Regions from separate parts of the Homo sapiens genome. Here region 2 is linked to region 1. A link is a contact called in ENCODE Hi-C data. All regions are on one chromosome and are shown on one strand. The core of a region is the stretch at or near the end of the contact, and the rest is flanking DNA. Distances in the headings are between cores, read along the strand shown. Region 1 overlaps GRK5 (G protein-coupled receptor kinase 5). Region 2 has its middle 21 kb from the start of INPP5F.

Region 1 (6,614 bases), core at 2,983-5,482:
GGGTGGACTAAAACCACACTTACCCACTACATGCCCTGCCCACTCCCTTTTCCTCCTGGCCAGGGTGCCCTGAGTAGCCTTGGCATGACGTGCCTCACTGTCATCTGACCAATGAGAATCATTTGTTCAGAAAACTAAGGTCCATAGAGCAAGGCACAGACCTGTCCCTGGGAGCTCAGTGTCCTGTTGGGAAGGCCGACTCAGAGACAGCTTTCATTCTTTTGTGTTACTCCGTGCTGAGCTGGTTGGGGCTCACAGCGGCCTCTTTGGACAGGCAGCAGCCTTGCCTCATCTTAACCTGTATTGCCAGGAACCCAGCAGCCTTCCCACATGAATCAAGTTCATGTTTGTTATCTCAAAGTGCTCCCCACCAGCCTTTAATTTTGGGGGCCTGCTCAGGTGCTGGACTCTGTCCTCCTTGCTTTCTGTTCGTTAGTTTTTATCTTGTTAATTCCTTTCTGAGTCAGGTATTACCAGCCTCTTTTACAGATGGGGAAACTGAGGCTCAGGGTAGAGAAAGCCTTTGCTGAGGCCCCCCCGCAGGTGAGTGGCAGATCAAGGATGTTGACCTAAAGTTGGTGCTATGGGCCTAATGTTTTTGTGCCCACACAATTCATTTGTTGAAGCCCTAACCCCCAGTGTGAGGTGGGGCCTCTGGGAGGTGAGTCGGTTAAGATGAGGTCATGAGGATGGGGCCTCCATGATGGGATTAGTGCCTTTAGAAGAAGAAGAAGAGAGACCAGAGCTCGCTCTCTCTACCACATGAGGACGCAGTAAGAAGGTGGCCTGCACTGAGGAACCAAATGGGCCAGCACCTAGATATTGGACTTCCTAACTTTTAGACTCACGGGCAATGAATTCCTGCTGTTTCAGCCACCCAGTCTATGGCAGCCTGAGCTGATCAGTACAGTCGGAGTTCTCAACCTCCATTGGAGTGAGTGCCTGGGCTCCACTGTACTAAAAGCAAGTAGTCCTCCTCTGGAAGGGCGTATGCATATTTCCAGGCATTTTGGAGCCTCCAGGGAAACCCTGGGCCCTGCAGGTTCTTGTCCAGAACCACTGGCCACACGCCCTCTCAGCCGCACTCAATGCCAGGAGACCTCTATGGCTGCTCAGGAGTGGGTCCCTGCCTGGGGCTGAAGTCCGGGCCCTGGGATCTGCGTTGGGTCCTGCTGTCATGGACTGAGCTGCCTCGGTTCCCTCTTTGGGCCCCACTAACAGAGAGGTTCTCTGAGGACCCCCATCCCTTCAGCTGAACCTAAGGCTACCAGGAGACAGAGGGCATCTGTGGCCTCCCCCAGAAGGCTGTCCTGAGGTTGTGCCCATTGTCTTGGGGAGTTTACTGGAGGAAGCTGCAGGCCTGGACTGTGCAGTCTGATTTCTTTACCTATTTTAGGAACGATGCTGGCTGGATGGGCGCGAAGGCTCACACCTGTAATCGCAGCACTTTGGGAGGCCGAGGTGGGCAGATCACCTGAGGTCAGGAGTTCGAGACCAGCCTGGCCAACATGGTGAAACCCAGTATCTATAAAAACACAAGCATTAGCCAGGCATGATGGTGCTCATGCTTGTAATCCCAGCTACTCGGGAGGCTGAGACGGGAGAACGCTTGAACCCAGGAGGTGGAGGTTGCAGTGAGCAGTGAGCCGAGATGGCGCCGCTGCACTCCAGCCTGGGCAACAGAGCTAGACTCCGTCTCAAAAAAAAAAAGAAATGATGCTGGTTGTTATCAAGAAGAGCCCTTCCCAAACACCCAGCTACCTTCCAATGGGCTTTTCCTTCCCTTCATAACTTGGGTGTTTTCAAGGGTGAGGAAGTTTAAGTAGTGAAGCCGGTGGGGCTGGCCAAGGGAACCCGCTGTCTAATCCTGTGGCTGGAGGAGGAAGCGGGGAAGGTGGATTCTTCATGGAGTCAAGGAGGCTTTCACTGCTTTTTCTTATTGCTTCTGCTGATTTCCCACTAGGCTTGGATTTGGCCATTTGCTGGGGTTGGGTGGGTGGGGGGGAAGAGTTTTTTTTTTTTTTTTATGGAGACAGGGTCTTGCTCTGTTGCCCAGGCTGGAGTGCAGTGCTGTGATCACAGCCCACTGCAGCCTTGAACTCCTGGGCTCAAGTGATTCTTCTGCCTCAGCCTCCTGAGTAGCTAGCACTGCAGGCGTGTGCCACCATGCCCAGTTAATTAAAAAATTATTTTTGTAGGGCTGGGAGCGGTGACTCATGCCTGTAATCCCAGCACTTTGGGAGGCCGAGGTGCGCGGATCACCTGAGGTCGGGAGTTCTAACCAGCCTGACCAACATGGAGAAACCCCATCTCTACTAAAAATACAAAAATTAGCCAGGCATGGTGGCGGGCGCCTGTAATCTCAGCTACTCAGGATGCTGAGGAAGGAGAATTGCTTGAACCTGCGAGGCGGAGGTTGCAGCGAGCCGAGATCACACCATTGCACTCCAGCCTGGGCAACAAGAGCGAAACTCTGTCTCAAAAAAAAAAAATTCTTTTTGCAGTGACAGGGTCTGCCTGTGTTGCCCAGGCTGGTCTCAAACTCCCTGCTTTAAGCGATCTTCCCACCTTGGCCTCCCAAAGTGTGGGATTACAGGTGTGAGCCACCGTGCCTAGCTGTGTTTTGTTGTCTGGCGCTGCTTTAGATGACCCCTGCTGCTGTCAGATTGCCCGTCTGGGAGCTGGGGTCATACTTGTGGGGTCATAACAGGGCCTTGGGCAGCAGACTCCTCACCGTGGCCAGGCAAGGGATTCCCACCCTGGGTTGGGCAGCCCTCTCCACAGGATGGCAAGGGGCTGGAGGCTCAGCGGACGGGCCCTGTTTTAGGGATTGAGGACATGGCAGGTAGATAGGCAATAAAAGCACCGAACCAGCCTTAGGTTCTATAGCAAGGAGGTCCAGCACCGCTCGTGGACCCAAACTGTCCTCCAGGAAAGGCGGGAGGCAGCTTAGGTGACCTCTGCACGTGTTTTCAAAGCTGTGGTTTTGGTTGGGAGTTTCATGCTGGCTCAGCCACACAAACAATGACATGGAACAGGGAGGCGCTCCCATGTCAGAAGATGGGTCCTCTCCACCCCAGCTCCTCCACACTCCCCACCCCCCACAGCCCAGCCAGGTCCAAAACCCTACATGCTGCCTCATAGGAAATGGGGTCCCCTGAGGAGAAGGACAAAAGCAGACAATTCCTGAGGACAAGAGGAAGAGGAGGACGGAGTCTCCCTTGTTTGTGCTGATTCCCAGTGAGCATCCTCTCTGGAGCCCACTGGGGTTTGGGACTTGCAGGGTGTGTCACTAAATGGCAAGGAACAAGGTAGAGACGGCTGGCACTCACTGTCTCTGTTGTGGACACTGGCCTCACCCACAGCTCCATGCACACGCCTAGATGCAGAAATTTTCTGTATTGGTTGTTTATCCATCACCAACTTCTAAAGCAGCAGATGGGAAAATGGAATGAACAAAGTCAACTTTAGAACAAGCTTTGTGTTAAATTGAGTACACATAATTCGATTATTTTAAAAACAAAGCCCAAGCAGTGTTTTTCTGTTTTTTTGCATGCAGTGTTTTCCGGTGTAAAGAGAATTCACTGCCGGAGAAGCCCCAGCTTAGCTTCCTTCTGCCCCTGGGCAGCCCCGTTGGTTTCAGCAGATGGTCCTGATGTCTGAGGACCTGCCACAGTTTGCGCCAGTCCTTCCTTTTGCTACTTTTGTTGCCCAAGACGAGGTGTGATTTAGTGGTTAAATGCCAGAATGCTGGGCTGGCTGGATTTGAACCTTACCTCCTTTGAGATTCAATTAGGATGTGACCTCCGACAGCTTAATTTCCCTGAGCCTCTGTGTTTTCATCTGTAAAATGGGTACGATAATAGGGTTGTTGAGATTTGGCAGGTGATAAATGCTGACCAAGTGTTTGCTGTTGCAGTAGTTGTTATGGCAGTTGTCGTCACTGTCCCCAATGTCATCACTATCATTCTCGTCATCTCAGGACACTGAGGAAAGGCTGAGCTAGTAATGAATAGGGTTGGACTGGTGCTGCCTCTTTAGTGCCTAAGAAACGCTACCCTGGCCCTGTCTCCAGGCCTTGATCTCAAGGTGGGATTCATCCATCATCCACCACGGCCCAGGAGCCAGCTGTCCTCACTTCTGGGGTGACTTGTGAGTAGATAACAAAGGGGGTGCCCTCACCCTGCAGCGGAGTCCCCATGGGCCTTGGGGCCCAGAGGGAGATGGTATCTGTTTCCCATGGGCTTCCTGTCACAGGCAGATGACATCTGCTCTCTGCTCAGGGTAGATTTGGGGGCCTCTGCCACTGGCTGACTGGAACTCTCTTACCTCATTCTAGACTCTTCCAGGCAGCTTTCTGTTTGTTCTCTAACAGAAACATAGAAACAAACCAGCATCTTTTCTAAACAAAGAGGGACTTTTCACAGGAAGTTTGATGACCTGACGCGTTCCCCCTGCTTGTTGAAGCACGAGCCTCTTCTCTGACAGTTAGGGTGACTTGCTGGAGAACAAACAATAGACAATAGTTGTGGCCTACTTCCCGTGAGAAGCAAGAATGGTACAGGTGGATGTTGGGAGCCCCCAAACCCATGGAAGGGGTTTCCTGAGGACGTCCTATAGTCCCTGAACATGCAGCCGAGGGTTCCTGGGGTAGCAGCACCCGTGTGGTTAGCCCTGTAATGGGCTCACATTATGAGGCTTCCGTGGGTAGGCCCTGTTCAGAGAGCTTTGCGTGCTCTCATCCTGGGGAGTCAGGGTTAGGTTTAGGGTCAAGACTGATATAATGGCCAGGCACAGTGGTTCACGCCTGTAATCTTAGCACTTTGGGAGGCCAAAGCGGGTGGATCACCTGAGGTCAGGAGTTTGAGACCAGCCTGGCCAACATGGTAAAACCCTGTCTCTACTAAAAATACAAAAAAATTAGCCGGGCATGGTGGTGTGCTCCTGTAATCCCAGCTACTTGGGAGGCTGAGGCAGGAGAATTGCTTGAACCCAGAAGGCGGAGGTTGCAGTGAGCTGAGATCGCACCACTGCACTCCAGCCTGCAAGATGGAGTGAGACTCCATCTTAAAAAAAAAAAAAAAAAAAAAAAGTTGCTGAGTTGGCTCTCCAAGCCTCTTTCTCAGAGCCACCTTGGAGGGGGCCAGCCAGCTCCAAAGCCTGGGGTGTTGGCCTTTGGGAGGGAGGGGGCCTTGTGCCAGTCCCCCACACTTTGTCTGCTCCTCCAGCCTCCTTGGAGTACCTTGAATGTACCTTCCTATTGCTGTTCCCTCTGCCCAGAGTCCCGTGCTCTCCTCTCCACATTCCTTCACTGCTCATTGGCATTCAGGGTTGGGCATAAATATTACCTTCTTGGGGGCCTGTTATTTGCATCCTAACTAGCAGGGCTCCTTTGCAGCCCACTGCCAGCCCTGCCATTCTTCATCACAGTCCTCTGTTCATCTCTTTGCCACTTGTCACCAAAATGTGTAATTGTACCTTCATTGATGTCCAGTCAGCCTTCTGTATCTGCAACTTTCACATCTGTGGATACAACTGACCGCAGATTGAAAATACTCAGAAATAAAAGGATGCTTGGGTCTGTACTGAACATGTACAAACATTTTCCTTGTCATTATTCCCTAAACAATACGTTATAGCAACTGTATACACATAGCACTTACATTGTATTAGGTATTAGAAGTAATCTAGAGATGATGTAAAGTGTATAGGAGGATATGCATGGGCTTTATACAAATACTACACCATTTTATATCAGGGACTTGAGCATCCATGGACTTTGCCATCTGAGGGGGGCACCAGAACCAATCCCCTAAGAAACCAGGGGACAATTGTTCACCTCCATGACAGGCCCATAAGCTGCTCTGTGCAGGTGCAGGTCTGTCATGCGGCCCACAGCCCTCTCTGCAGAAGACCCTCAAATGCTGGGGGAATGCACAAATTAGCTGGGGGGCAGTCTCTAGGAGATTTTCAGCAGTTTCTCCTGAGAGGTGTGAAGCTGAGAGTTAAGTAGGGTTTTGTAGGTGTAACAATAGGCATTTTCCTTCCAGCAGCTCAAACTGCAGTGTGCTTGGCACGTTAGTGCAAAGGAAAAAAACTCACTTCATTCTTAAGAAAGCTCTGGAAATTTCATCTGTGTTTGAGTGAGTTGGCATGCTGGGCCCCTGGCGGAACACAAATGTGGAATTTGAACTCTACCCTACCTCAGAGAGCAAGGCTGAAGCGATAGGATGAAATGCATTTAAATGTCATGAGTGTTATTATTAGTCGTAATCTTATCTTTGTTAATAATAATAACAGGACCCGCCTAGAAGTGACTGAATAGCAGACCGGGCTTTCGTAAGTAAGCTCACACTGTCAGATAGCACCAGGACCTGGGGTGGCGCCGGCGCCGTTAGGGAGGGAGTGTTCACCGGAAACCTGCCCGGGCCACACGTGTACAGCCACATCCTCCACGCCCTTTGGGCGCTGGTCATTCAGAGAGGCCCTCTCAGACACGCCTGGCCTCTTTAGAGGCTCTCTCATCCCCTCGAGCTGCCAACACAATCAAGGGTCTGCAGGTTTGGGAACTCCAAGGCAGTTTCTCTTTACCAAGTTCTCTGCATAGCCTTTTG
Region 2 (6,614 bases), core at 1,128-3,627, 440 kb after region 1:
AGGTTGCAGTGAGCCAAGATCGAGCCACTGCACTCCAGCCTGGGCGACAGAGCTAGACTTCATCTCAAAAAAAAAAAAAAAAAGAAAAGAAAAGGAAAAAAAAAAGAGAGCTGATGTCTATCTCTTTGAGCTGTCAGATTGTTAAAACTAGCACATAGCAGTTATTGAGTGAACAAATGCTTTTGTAGGAGAAGGTAGAGAAAGAATATTGTGGGGTAAAAGGAGGTAATTGGGGTCAGGAATGAATCATTCAATTTCGTTGGATTGCTTCCAGACTCAGAAAGAATGCTTACATTTCATGATTTCATCCAACCTCCAAACAACGCCCGGGACAGATCAGGGGAATAATGCTTAGCTCTCAGCCACCTGACTTCCATGACAATGGGTCCCTGTTGTGGGGTGTTGTATGAGTGGCTTATTCTGATTCTGTTGGTCGGTCAGAAATTTGCTGAGGTGCAGAGGCAGCACTGCACAAACGGAAAACGGTAGCTCCTGAACAAACCGCTGCTTGGTGCAAAAGAAAGGAAGGAAGCTTCTGTCCCTGGCCTTTCTCATCCCATCCTCTACTCCTTTCACCTGTCCTAGTTGTGTTGCTCTTGGGGTCAGAAGTAGGGTGCATATGCCTGTATCTGTAGTTTACCCTTTACCCTCTTAGGGTCCGTGAGACTTTGGCAAGTTCCTTCTGTGCTCTGCCCTTCATTTTCCATGTCCCTAAATGGGAATGGTCATGTGTATTAAACAGACTGATGGTGTCTACCACAGTCTTAAGCAGAATGGAAGCTCAAATATGTTAATTATTTTTACTATATGTTTTCTGTCTGTGAACATCCCTCTCCTTTCCTTCTAAAGGATACATGAACTGTTTAGAACAAAACACTCCATTTCAGGACAAGTTTCCTCTGGAAAAAAACAAAAAACAAAACAACAACAAAAAACACAGTTACCAGCTTCAAGGATGGGGATGTGAAAATGTTGTAATGGAAAAGCTGCATATAGAGAGAGAGTCTGTGAGACGGTAAGTTTTAAGTCATAGATAATCATGAGTCTTAGAGGTGGGAAGAACATCTAGAGAGAGCTTATTCAGAAAGACATTCTGGGCTATTTCAACAGTAAAGATGATGCTATCTCCATTTTTGGGGGGAGAGTCATGGCCTTTGGTAGTTTTGAGTGTATTTACCACTAGGTAGTAATATCTTGTTTTCAAACTGATTATTGCTGACTGAATCATGTCCCCTTAAAGATATGCTCAAGTCCTAATCCCCGGTACCTATGAATGTGAGTTTATTTGGACATACATCCTTTGTAGATCTAAAAAAGTTAAGATGAGGTTTTACTGGAACACTAGTTCAATGACTGGTACCTTTATAAGAAGAGAAAAATTTGAACACTGATACAGACACACAGGGAGAGTGCCGTGTGACAAATGAGACAGAAATTGGAGTGATATATCTACAAGCCAAGGAACACCAAGAATTGCAGGCAGCCTGCGGAAGCTGGAAAAGGCAAGGAAGGATTCTCCCTTGGCGCCTTCAGAGGGAGCCTGGCCCAGCCAACACCTTGATTTTGGATTTCTAGCCTCCAGAATTGTGAGAAAATACACTTCTGTTGTTTACTGCCACCCACTTTATGGTCATTTGTTACAGCAGCCCTAGAAAACCAATACACTGACCAAATGACCACATCTCTTTGTCCCCTCTCTTATTTTATTTATTAATTCACTTATGTTTTATAGAGATGGGGTCTCACTATGTTGCCAAAGCTGGTCTCAAACTCCTGGGCTCAAGAAATCCTCCCACCTTAGCCTCCCAAAGTGCTGGAATTACAGGCATGAGCCACTGTGCCCAGCCCCCTCTCTTATTGTAATCAGTAGATTAATCCTGGTTCTCAATAGCCTTGAGGTTTCTGATGGAAATTTTAATATAATTATTAACATATTCTTTGTTTTTGAGACGGAGTCTTGCACTGCTGCCCAGGCTGGAGTGCAGCGGCACGATCTCGGCTCACTGCAAGGTCTGCCTGTTGGGTTCACGCCATTCTCCTGCCTCAGCCTCCCCAGTAGCTGGGACTACAGGTGCCCGCCACCATGCCTGGCTGATTTTTTATATTTTTAGTAGAGACGGTGTTTCACTGTGTTAGCCAGGATGGTCTCTATCTCCTGACCTCGTGATCCACCTGCCCTGGCCTCCCAAAGTGCTGGGATTACAGACGTGAGCCACCACGCCCTGCCAACATATTCTATTTTTACATTAAAATAATATATATTTGGATTGGGGAAACCTTCTGATGACTGAGTTGGTAAGCTCCTAGGAAAGACAGAAACTCACTCTGTAGGCCCCATCCTGCACAGCTAGTAGATGCTGCAGGGAGAACTGGGCATCCCCCAATGATGTGATGCTTCAGTTTCAACATCTGTAAACGCTGCTGATATTTCCTTCCTGCTACTTCAGAATAAAAATACGTCTTTAAAGTATTTTGAGCTCTATGGAGCCTGCTGTAGAAATTTAGAGGTAGCATGATAATCATCCTTCATCTTCGTTTTTTTTTTTTTTTTGAGTCTTGCTCTGTCGCCCAGGAGGCTGCTTTTTTTTTTTTTTTTTTTTTTTGACTGACCTTCCCTTCTTCTGAACTTGTTATTCACATCTTGTCCTCAAGACATTTTCTCCTTGGTACCGAGCAATAATTTTTGTTCTGATGTCATTGGTGATTCCGCACCTATGGAAAGCTGTTATTTTCCATTCTATCAGGAACTCAGGTATTTATTTCAATCTGTTCGTAGCAGAGAAGAATATTTCTGTTGAATGTATTCCTGTTCTTGTCAGGTTGTAAAGATGAGTAGAATGGGATGCCTCCCTAGCGCTGTGAGTTGTTGTTGTTGTTTGTAATATGTGAAATTGATGTAAACCCTCCTGACTTCAAGTTTTCGAAACCTCCCACTACTGCAATGAGTCAGATAGAACCAGGAACTGACACTAAGCTGATGACCCGAAAAGGGATCCATTGCTGAATTACACCATCATTAGTGAGAAGCTCCTGATCTCCTACTTTCTAACTCCAAGAAAGGTTCTATTTGTCGGTTGAAAGAGAAACTCAGCCACAGGTGGTGGGGTACGTCTATAATTCCAGCACTTTCGGAGGCTGAGGCAGAAGGATCACTTGAGGCCCGGAGTTCAAGAGCAGCCTGGGCAACAGAGTGAGACCCTGTCTTTACAAAAATAGATAGGGATATTTTTGTATGCTTCCTTTCTGGCTCCAGTATAACCTTCTTCTAGAGCTTCTTTGTCCTCAAACCTTAAGGAAAATATGAATAGCTATTCGGTTTTGTTTTTCAGTGTGTACAACCTTTGGGCTCTTATTCTGTCTGCAAAATTTAGACGTTTTTGTTGCTCATTGCTCACCTTCTTAATTTTTTTTTGTTTTTGTTTTTGTTTTGTGAGATGGAGTCTTGCTCTGTCGCCCAGGCTGGAGTGCAATGGCGCAATCTTGGCTCACTGCAACCTCTGCCTCCTGGGCTCAAGTGATTCTCCTGCCTCGGCCTCTCAAGCAGCTGGGATTACAAGGTGCCTCCCACTCAGCTAATTTTTGTGTTTTTGGTAGAGATAGGGTTTCACCATGTTGGCCAGGCTGGTCTCGAACTCCTGTGATCCACCCACCTTGGCCTCCCAAAGTGCTGGGACTACAGGCGTGAGCCACTGCACCCAGCCACCTTCTTAATATTTTTAAGAGGAAGATACTTTCCCACATTAGGTGTTGATTATGATTGACATTTTTATGATTTAAAAAAACCCTGTTTATTCTTAGTGGGCTTACTCATTCAGAGAGTCTGAGTATTATTTTTAGCACACAGCAAACCTGTTATTTTAGATTAGACTAATAATGAAACTAAGTCAGTTTCTTGACTTTTTTTTTCCACTTTCTCAGTTAAAAAATATTTTCAAGATGTCTCTGAAAGGATCTTATTGATTGATTGACTGAGACTGGGTCTTGCTCTGTCGCCCTGGCTGGAGCTCAGTGGCACGATCATAGCTTACTGTAGCCTTGATCTCAAGCGACCCTCCAGCCTCAACTTCCTGAGTAGCTGGTACTACAGGCATTTGCCACTACACCTGGCTGATTTTTTTTTTTTTTTTTTTAAATTTAGTAGATACAAGGTCTTGCTTTGTTGCCCAGGCTGGTCTCGAACTCCTGAGCTCAAGCAATCCTCCCACCTTGGCTTCCCAAAGTGGTGGGATTATAAGTGTGAGCCACTGTGTCTGGCCTGAAAGAATCATTTTTAATAGGTACTCCCATTTGTCCAAGAACCTTAAGGGTATATCAGTCATGAATAGGTTGTTGCAAGTATCTGGTTTCTATATGTCTATATTATTTCATATATTTCATATTGTGCATAGAGAAGGGACTCCACATTTTGTAGGGCAATTTGGATGGGCCCTAAGGTAGGGAATGATGGGGGGAGGAGGGAGATGCAGGTAAGCTGATGATAAGATCTTTGGCTGGTGGTATGGGCTGAATTGTGCCTCCCTAAAATCTACGTGTTGAAGTCCAAACCCCCAAGTACCTCAGACTGTGACTGGGTTTGAAGACAGGGCTCTTAAAGAGCTGACTGAGGTAAAAGGAGGTCAATAGGTTGGGCCCTAATACAATATGACTGATGTCCTTGTACGAAGAGAAGATTAGGACACACACAACACATAAACCTGGAGATAACCATGTGAGGACACAGCAAGAAGAGGCCAATGGTAAGTGAAGGAGAAAGATTGCAGAAGAAATCAACCCTACCAACACCTTGATCTTGGACTGTGTACCCACCCAAATCTCATCTTCAACTGTAGCTCCCATAATCCCCACATGTTGTGGGAGGGGCCCAGTGGGAGGTAATTGAATCATGGGGGCGGTTACCTCCATGCTGTTCTTCTGATAGTGAGTTCTCACAAGATATAATAGTTTTATAAGGGACTTTTCCCTGCTTCACTCTGCACTTCTCCTTGCTGCTGCCATGTGAAGAAGGACATGTTTGCTTTCCCTTCCGCCATGATTACAACTTTCCTGAAATCTCCCCAGCTCTGCAGAACTGTGAGTCAATTAAACTTCTTTCCTTTATAAATTATCCAGTCTCGGGTATGTCCTTGTAGCAGTGTGAGAATGGATTAATACGACTTCTAGCCTCCAAAAGTGTGAGGATGTAAATTTCTTGGCTAAGCCTGCCACTCTGTCACACTTTGTCATGGCAGCTTGAGCAGTCTCAGACAGCTGGGTCCTGGCCATATGATCTTCCCCATTCTGGAGTTCAGCGTGAAGGGTAGGGGGAGGGGCGGGAAGGAGGATGAATGACAAAGCCATCGATTTGGCCATCTGCTCCATACAGCTTTGAGAGCTTTGAGCAAGTCATCAGATACAGGATGGCTGCAGAGATGGAGCCTTCTTGAGAGTAGGGAAGGGGAGAGGAAGTGTGAATAACAATAAAACATACTCAGGTAGTGGGGGCAGAGGGAGAGGCTGCAAATAGTCACTATTTAACACTTTGGTTGCTGTTATACTTCATTCCCTCATGGCTGATGTTTTACTTTTCCTTAAGAGTAAATAGATCTGTACTCTTTAAAAATAGAAGGAAACAATATGATTAATTTAGACAGGCTTCTATTACTCTCTATATGACTTTTTCTTTCTGAGTAACTGTATTAGTCCATTTTCACGCTGCTGATAAAGACATACCCGAGACTGGGTATAAAGAAAAAGAAGTTTAATGGACTCACAGTTCCTCGTGGCTGGGTGGGGGCGGGGGCCTCACAATCATGGTGAAAGGTGAAAGGTGAAAGGCACATCTTACATGGTGGCAGGCAAGAAAGAATGAGAGCCAAGCAAAAGGGAAAACCCCTTATAAAACCATCAGATCTCATGAGACTTATTCACTAGCATGAGAATAGTATGGGGAAACCACCCCCATGATTCAATTATCTCCCACTGGGTTCCTCTCACAACACACGGGAATGATGGGAGCTACAATTCAAGATGAGATTGGGGACACAACCAAACATATCAGTGACATAGGAATTGGCATATTAAAGGGAGCAGTAGAAGCCATTCAAAAAAAGTACAATCCCCCTTGGGCATGTTTACTGGGTTAGTGTTCTCCCCAAATTCATGTCCACCAGGAATCTGTCAATGTGACCTTATTTGGAGACAGGGCTTTTGGCAGATGTAATTAGTCATTAAAATGAGGTCCTACTGGATTAGGGGGGTGGGCCTGTGGGTTGGCCCAACATCCAATTTGACTGGTGCCCTTATAAGAAGAGAACTGGGTGGGTGTGGTAGCTCACACCTGTAATCTCAGCACATTGGGAGGCCAAGGCTAGAGGATCACTTGAGCCCAGGAGTTCGAGACTAGTCTGGGCAACATAGGGAGACCCTACTTTACAAAAAAAAAAAAAAGCTAGGCATGATGGCGTATGCCTTTGGTCCCAGCTACTTGGGAGGCTGAGGTGGGAAGATTTCTTGAGTCCAGGAGGTTGAGGCTGTGGTAAGCTGTGATGACACCACTGTACTCCAGCCTGGGCAACAGAGCGAGACCTCATCTCTTAGAAAAAAAAAAAAAAAAAAAAAAAAAAGAAGAATGGAGC

Evidence for each region. A loop is a pair of places that touch in the nucleus more often than their neighbours do. Pooled maps may share reads with other maps.
Region 2: a map with no recorded cell type shows a loop between it and region 1 (10-fold over the local background). The contact joins two enhancer-like sites. A Hi-C loop is called at or near these places in 2 of 37 single-sample maps with no recorded cell type and 5 of 50 pooled maps.

What each region holds. Positions count from the first base shown.
Region 1 is chr10:119,264,764-119,271,377 of GRCh38, forward strand. The region is part of intron 1 of GRK5 (G protein-coupled receptor kinase 5); the gene reads left to right. Among named protein-coding and RNA genes, the nearest start is that of GRK5-IT1, 60 kb to the left of the region's middle. RefSeq lists enhancers at 3,957-4,186, 4,317-4,566. Within about 2 kb of position 4,233, at least 12 of the 41 ENCODE cell types and tissues checked have a DNase peak (open chromatin) inside an H3K27ac peak, as active enhancers do.
Region 2 is chr10:119,701,719-119,708,332 of GRCh38, forward strand. No RefSeq gene overlaps it. Among named protein-coding and RNA genes, the nearest start is that of INPP5F, 21 kb to the right of the region's middle. RefSeq lists enhancers at 2,220-2,269, 2,280-2,329, 2,960-3,239. Within about 2 kb of position 2,378, at least 6 of the 41 ENCODE cell types and tissues checked have a DNase peak (open chromatin) inside an H3K27ac peak, as active enhancers do.